Regions from separate parts of the Homo sapiens genome. Here region 2 is linked to region 1. The links are chromatin contacts, found by Hi-C or POLR2A ChIA-PET in ENCODE. All regions are on one chromosome and are shown on one strand. The core of a region is the stretch at or near the end of the contact, and the rest is flanking DNA. Distances in the headings are between cores, read along the strand shown. Region 1 overlaps FCHSD2 (FCH and double SH3 domains 2). Region 2 overlaps FCHSD2 (FCH and double SH3 domains 2).

Region 1 (3,903 bases), core at 450-2,949:
GATCTTTGCCTTTTAATTTGAAACTATAATTTATCATTCTGTTTCCTAGAAAATACCTTCAGGTTGACCTAAGCTTTTGTTCAGAAACGGTTACTCCTCTCCAGAGGCTATTTTTCAGATGTGCTATCTTACCTGTAGTTATGTCTTGATGTCTCATTGAAAGATAATCCATGAGGACTAACCAGGGCTGGGATTCCAATACATAGGATCAGAATAACTGTGGCACATGTATCTTAATGGAGAGCCCTGAAGAGGAACTCTTCTTGCCAAATAATACATATTTCCAATTATGCTGACAGATGATAAATTACAATATCCATAAATGGGGGGTTATTCTGATTTCCAAAATGATAGTGCTGGCATGGAATTTCAGAAGCCCTGCAAACTTTCTCTGTTCTTGGCAGGGTTAAAGGCTATAAACTATATACCCCATGAGCATAAGGCCTGCTTACAGAAGTCAGGATGCTCTGACCAGTCATCCTCACTCCAGAGACCAGCAGTGCTTCTGTGTACCCAAGGTTCATCCTTTGACCAACACTTCTCCTTGGTGCTTTAATGGTTTTATTATAGTAACATTAAAAGATATTTCTATAAATTGGTAAACAAAACAAAAATAAAACCCAGTTATCCTTTCCTTCAAAACTGATAGGTAATAATATTAAGGCTTTGTCCAGTGATTCATCTTATATGAAAAACATGGTTTTAATGATATACACACATATATACATATGCTACTACCTTTCATATAGATTTTCTTTGAAATCAATTTAAAATAGTATACCTGGGGTATCACTTAGGTGGCTGGTCTTCTCAGACTCCAGATGTCTCCTCCTCATTGTCAGCACTAAGTTAATACTTGAACTGTCCAGTGTAGCCATGTCAAAATCAGTGTTAACAGTCTACCTACTCCCTTCAAAAACCTTATGAGAGACGGAGCTGCATTCCAATGTTTATTATCTTCACCTACAGACTTTCTCCCTCTTGGATCATGTTAGAATGGTTTCATTTAATTTAATTTGGCTTTAAGTTATTTATATCAGGAATAAAAATCGGATTAGAACTGTGCAGAAAAGCTAGTTGGCATTTAGGTTTTGCCACCTCAGTTAATTTTTTAGAGTATGTGTCTGAGAAAGAAAGAGAAAAACACTGAGAGGGACAGAGACAAAAAGATGAATCTTTGTCTTAATTTTTTGAGGGTAGAGAGTATTTGTCCCATTTCCTTACTTCTTTGTGTGCCTTGCACAAAGTGGAACTTTAGGCAAAATTATCCTCCTTTAAGACACCACAGAATACAAGAAGCATCGAAGATATAAAAAACATTAAAAGACTAGAAAAAAGCCCAAATGTTAGAATCAATGAAATACGGTATGTTTTGACTAGTTAATTTAATAAGAAAACAAATAAAATGGCTTAACATGCAATTAAGTCAGAAATTATAAAGCCATGTCTGAAAATAGAGTTCAGCAAACTCCACACTATGTTATTTGTGATAAAGAAGCAAAATTCTTAGGCTTAAGTGATTTATTGGATGAAGTTTAAACACACACATTGGTTATGCTAGGTACAACACGACCAAATACACACAAGTGAGACCTGACCCTCATTATTACAGGAATAGGGGACTGGGCTCAGAAAAAGACTTGTCTGTGGCCAGGGACTATTTTAATCTGTGACTAAGCACCTCAGTGATGGAATATCATCTTTATTGTATTTTGTGACATGATTACATCAGCCTGAGAACCACAATCAACAGTCATCAGAATACCAGTAAAATGAACCCAACTTGCTGTTTCAAAGTGGTTTGAAAAAGAAAACTAGAGGGAGGTACTTGATAAATGACTGATAAAGCAAGAAAACTCACTAAAGCCACAAATGGCTAAGAATGTTGAACAGATAATACATATACCACTTCCTTTCTTAACCCCAAAATTAATGCTAACAGTGCTCACCACCTCAAGTTTTTAACCAACAATAAATATTACAGAATCTAAGAACACTACCAAAACCTAACAGTCTACAATCCAGTGAGTAAAAATACTTACAATTCTAATGTATGAAAATTGTCTTTTATCTAAAAGCCCTACAATAAAAGGTAATGGAAAAATATCATGTGTTATAGAAAACTGCATTTAAAACTAAGATAACAAATAATCATGTGTTCACATTTTAACCTGGTTGGTTTTAAAAAATCAAAGCTACTTTAGTGGCATTTTAGAATTCTTTCCTCAAGGTCAAATTTTTTTCAACCTCACTTAAAAACTATTGCTAGCACTCTCATGGCTCTCTCCAAGATTAATGGAGCCACTGGTTTCTTCTGTGCATTACTTTCACTCCCCTTTTCATAAAAGTCCATCCCTGTGAAATGCCACTGTCTGCTGCCACAGCCTGCCGACATCCCACTCACATACAAAGCCTGGTGAGATGCGAATTCTTCTATGAAGAAAAGACTTCCATGAAGAAAGGCCGCTGAACCTCTCCTTTCTCACTCATTTAACACCAATTTTGGGGTTAGGTATACAAAATGGGACAAAACATACCCCTAACCCCCACTGCCCTCATATTTGCCTTTGGAACCCAACCACAACATTGTGAGAAAGGCAATACCAAGAAGCCAAGTGCAGAAGCTCCAGCTGACAGCCTCGGGAAGGTCTGAGTCAATAGGCAGCATTAATGAGAAACGTGAGATAGCAAGCCCTCAGAATTCAACCTTCACATTTGAGTTTCTCTAGCTGATGTGAGTGGTACGGAGATAAGTTATCCCTACTGACCCCCCTGCCCAAAGTATAGACTTGAAGGCAAACTAAATGCTGTTGTTTTAAGCCACTGAGCCTTACAGTCATTTGTCATGCAGAGTAACACTATAAGTAACTGGAACAGGTCAAAATATAAAAATCAATCATATGTTTATATATTAATAAAAAGAACTGAAAGGAAAAATTAAAACCTAAATGTTACAGTAACATTGAGAAATATGAAATGCTTAGGAATAAATTTAACAAAATACGTGAAGACTGCTGAAGTAGACAGAACTATAAAATGATCCCAGTGACCCTTGCCCTTGTATAATCCCCTTTCCTTTGAGTGTCAGTAGAACATAATCACTCTTGTGATTATGCTACGTTAAATGGCAAAAGGGAGATTATCTGCGATTACCTAATCACATGAATCTTTAAAAGCAGAGTTTTCTCTAGCTAGTAGCAAAAAAGTCAGAAATTCAAAACATGAACAGGACTGGACACACTACTGCTGGCTTGGTAATGGAGAATTATGTACAAAGGACCTGAGAGCACCTCTAGGAGCTGAGAATGACCCCAGCCTACAGCCAGCAAGAAAACAGAGTTAAGTCCTACAACCAGAAGGAACTGGGTTTTGCCAACAACCTGAATGACCCTGGAAGGAGATTCTTCCCCAGAATCTCCAGATAAGAATGCAGCCAAGGTGACATTTGGATTTTGGCCTTGTGAAACCCTAAGCAGAGAACCTGGCTAAGCCTACTTGGACTTCTGACCTACAGAACTGTGAGATAATAAATGGAGGTAGTTTAAAACGTCTAAGTTTGTGGTGATTTGTTACATAGCAACGGAAATCAAATATAACTGCAAAGGAACGAGAGATAAAAGTTTGGGAGGATAGAAATATTCTAGATATTGATTGCAATTATGATAGTGACAATATGGTTATACATATTTGTCAAAACTCAACCAACCCTATTTTAAAATAGATGCATCTTATTGTATATTAATTGTACCTCAATAAAATTGATTTAAAAAGAGTTAATCTCTTTAAAATTTTCTTCTTATGCCTCTTGTCACCCTATACAATACTCTCGTTAATAGTTTTATGTATTCTCTGCTTCAGTACCCCTCATCTATTGTTGATTCTCCAGCCCAAGACATTAAATTA
Region 2 (3,903 bases), core at 680-3,179, 80 kb after region 1:
CTGCAAAAAGTAAAAATCTGACCCAAAGCATTTGAGGCATAGCTAGAGCAGCAGGATATTTCTGTATATCCTGTTTAGCCAACTGTAGTTCCTTTCTTCAGCGGCATCCCTCAGCTCATGCCATGTACCGACACACATATGGGACCCAAAAGTTACCTCTGATCTCCCTTAAGCCAAGGTTCATGATAGTCTAGTACTGGCTTGTTATTTACAGGTACTAGGCATTTCAGAGATAATTCCTGCAAAACAGAATGGCTTGGTTAGCTGTGTATGGACCAGCTATTGCTGAATCAATACTCTGTAACAACTCAAAAAGTGGAAATGGATTAAAACAATAAATGCTAACTTCTGCTCATGAATCTGCAGGTTGGCTAGAGCATCTCTGCTTCAGGTTGCAGGGTCAAGTTCAGGTATCCTTCACATATCTTTCATTCTGGGACCCCATCTGAAGTAGTTACCTGGGGCAAGTTCTTCTTACAGTAAGTGCCGGAAGTACGAAAAAGCTGGAAATAACTTGCCATGCCTCTTAAAGCCTCATTTTAGAAATGGCTTTACAGTCAATTCCATCTCCATTCTACTAGTCCAAGCAAGCCGTATGACCAAGTCTAAAATCAGTAAGACAGGGATGTATGTATAGTTCACCTCAAGAGAAAGGGTGGGGAATGAATATTTGCTGAGCAATAATTCAATCTACCATAAACTCTAAGAAAAATTCCCAGAACAATTTCACTTGGATTCAATAACGACCACACAAACATAGCAAGATGTTGATCGAGTAACTCATTGCTATCAAATTCTCACATGACAAAGAGCTATGAAGAACAGTAAATATTTAAATAACAGAATCAAGATGCTAAAACTTCTCAACATACTGACACAGTGGAATAAACCTAATACAATAGAATCTCAAAGGAGTAAAAAGTCCTGCCATGGGTTCAGCGTAGGATGGTGAAGATCTGATTTAATAGCAAGATATGTAAAAAGACGTAGTGGTTTTTGAGTTTGAGCTCATTAAGAACCTTTAATGTGATATCACTGTTTAAAAAATAATGCCACTTAGCACATATTTAAAGTAATAATAACACAGTTGAGTGCCCAGTATATATGAAGTACATAGTAAAACTTTAAGGAAAAAATTAAAACATGACAGAAACTGTCTCATACCCACAACAATATTAAATTTGGTTCTGATTTCTGTATCAATGGCTTAAGAATAATGACAAGAAACAAGATAGGTAAAAGGTTTAAAACAGTTTCATAGGACGTTCAAGTGTGAACTAAATAAACTACAAATTTTTATGATTGGAAAGACTGGGAATGGGATGTAGACTACTAGAAAGAGATAAGAAGTATAAAAATTGTTTTTATCACACTCTGGGGACTGTGGTGGGGTCGGGGGAGGGGGGAGGGATAGCATTGGGAGATATACCTAATGCTAGATGACACGTTAGTGGGTGCAGCGCACCAGCATGGCACATGTATACATATGTAACTAACCTGCACAATGTGCACATGTACCCTAAAACTTAGAGTATAATAAAAAAAAAAAAAAAAAGAAAAAGGGGGAAAGAGAGACACCTGAAGAGTTGGATAATTCTTTTATACTATGTAAGGCATATTTTAAAGGGCTACCATTTTTAGAGGGTACGTTCTTACCAACTTTTTAAGGAGAGGATAAAATTTTGTGAAATCAATATTATGGTTATTAAAAGCACAAAAGGACCATAAAAAAAAAATTGTTTTCAAATTCCTAAAAGTCTATCATGTGTACAAGGAAGGTTTCTTAAAAAAGTTTTGCTCAAGATAAATAGAAACTAACTATAAGCTGAATGCTTTGAGAGAGAGTGAAATACTGTCACTGAATGAATTCAGGTAGAAGTTGCCAGGCCTCTCTATATAAGAAGTCAGTAAACTTTTCTGTAAAAGGCCAGAGAGTAAATATTTTTGGCTCTGCAGGCCATAAGATCTCCAGGGCAACTACCCTAATATACTATTGTAGTGAGAAAGCAGCCATAGACAATATGTAAACAAATAGGTATGTCCGTGGTCTAACAAAACTTTACTTACAAAAACAGGTGTCAGACCAGACAGCCCTAGTTTGCCAGCCTCTATATTAAAAAGAGGGCTGGACCATATGACCTTCACACCACTTCTAGCTCCAAGTTTCCATAAAAAGTCATTAAGCAATTCAACAATATGTAGAAATAAGTGAAAAAGACGTATTTAGATTGATATAGAGACATATCATATGCAGACATATATGTACATTTATAAACCATATAGAAAGAATATTACTATAAACATATATGGGACGGGTCACCTTTATCACAATGGATTTGAGCTATAGCTGCTGAATATATAAGGCTCTTAAATAGTTCCTTTCGTGGGACAACATTGGAGTAATCAGAAAATAGACATAGGAACCCAGGCCCCCACAATGGTTTTTCAGTAACAGGTGAACAAATAAGACATAAACTAAGACTGCTGTCCTTAAACAAGCCTTTCCATATCCACATGGGGAGATAATGGGAACATCTGCAAATTGCCTGCTTAAAGTCCCTTTATATTGGTTGAACGTTATGTCTCCATTCACTAACATGAGGAAAAAACCGTCTCACTGAATCTCAAATACAGCAAATGAAAACTATAATTAAGTTTTACCAAAGGCCGAGAATATCTACTCTAAGAAAAATAATATAAGACTCAGAACACCCCTTCTTGCTACAATGGCCTTCTATTAGTCTCTAGATTAGAACAAAGGTCCTCCAACTGTTTGTTACTGATACATAACAGGCAAGTACAGAAATTGAGAGTAAGCATTTAGAAAGTTTTAAGCAATTTGACATCAGTTAGTTTGTTATCTATAATGGAAATATTTTAAAAATCTTGCTGGGCACAGTGGCTCATGCCTGTAATCCCAACATTTTGGGAGGCCAAGGTGGGAGGATCGCTTGAATCCAAGAGTTCAAGACTAGTCTGGGCTAACAAAGTGAGACCCTGTCTCTACCAAACTTTAAAAATTAGCAGGACGTGGTGTCACACATGGTGCTGCCAGTGGTGTTGCATGCTGAGGAGGGAAAATCAGTTGAACCCAGGGGATTGAGGCTACGGTGAGCCAAGATTGCATTATTGCACTTCAGATTGGGTGACAGAGTAAGACTCTAGCTCTAAAAAATAAAAAAATAAAAAATTTAAATCTGAGAAAATGTAAGCATATTTTCATAATCTGTCATTGTGTCATTTAAATTTTAATCAGCCTATAATTTATAATTTAATATTTTTAGCTAAATTAAGGAAGTAAATAGGTATTTTTACACCTAATTTACAAACAGAAAAAGTTTAATGGGCTTTCCTTGGCAAAAAAAGATAAAATGTCTCTGAATGAGGCAGAGGTAGTAAACCAAACAACAATGAAAGTAATTTCAAAGAAATAAAGACCAACGACTTTATACTATTTTACACAAAAGTATGACTGACAGCAAAGTTTAAAACCACTATGGGTTATCTGCAGAGATGTACTGGCTATGCAACAATAAAACCCTCAAAACCTAAGTAGTATTTATGCAAAAACCATATAGACATTCAAAACAACAAAAAAAATTTGAAATAAATAGTAGTGAATTGCAAAGCCAACAGAAGCAAATGTCTGCTATTTCAAATAAGTATTAGTGTTTTCAGGCTTTTTATATAATAGACCTTCAGGATGCTAACACGGTATATAAACACACACACACACACACACACACACACACACACACACACACACACACCCCACACACACTGACATCAGGGAAAAATTCCACCAAAGATGTTTGCTTGGAAATATTCAGTGAATCTGCAATAAAGAACCAATTTCCAATGACACCATAGTCTGATGAATTCAGGAACTGGTTAATGACATGG

The links. A loop is a pair of places that touch in the nucleus more often than their neighbours do. ChIA-PET counts read pairs that join two places held with the same protein, here RNA polymerase II (POLR2A). Pooled maps may share reads with other maps.
Region 2: a pooled map shows a loop between it and region 1 (4-fold over the local background). The contact joins two enhancer-like sites. A Hi-C loop is called at or near these places in 6 of 37 single-sample maps with no recorded cell type and 5 of 50 pooled maps. POLR2A ChIA-PET finds 5 or more read pairs at or near these places in 1 of 52 experiments (activated T-cell).

What each region holds. Positions count from the first base shown.
Region 1 is chr11:72,968,297-72,972,199 of GRCh38, forward strand. The region is part of intron 8 of FCHSD2 (FCH and double SH3 domains 2); the gene reads right to left. Among named protein-coding and RNA genes, the nearest start is that of ATG16L2, 160 kb to the left of the region's middle. Within about 2 kb of position 1,700, at least 3 of the 41 ENCODE cell types and tissues checked have a DNase peak (open chromatin) inside an H3K27ac peak, as active enhancers do.
Region 2 is chr11:73,048,147-73,052,049 of GRCh38, forward strand. All of the region lies in intron 3 of FCHSD2 (FCH and double SH3 domains 2), which reads right to left. Among named protein-coding and RNA genes, the nearest start is that of FCHSD2, 92 kb to the right of the region's middle. Within about 2 kb of position 1,930, at least 2 of the 41 ENCODE cell types and tissues checked have a DNase peak (open chromatin) inside an H3K27ac peak, as active enhancers do.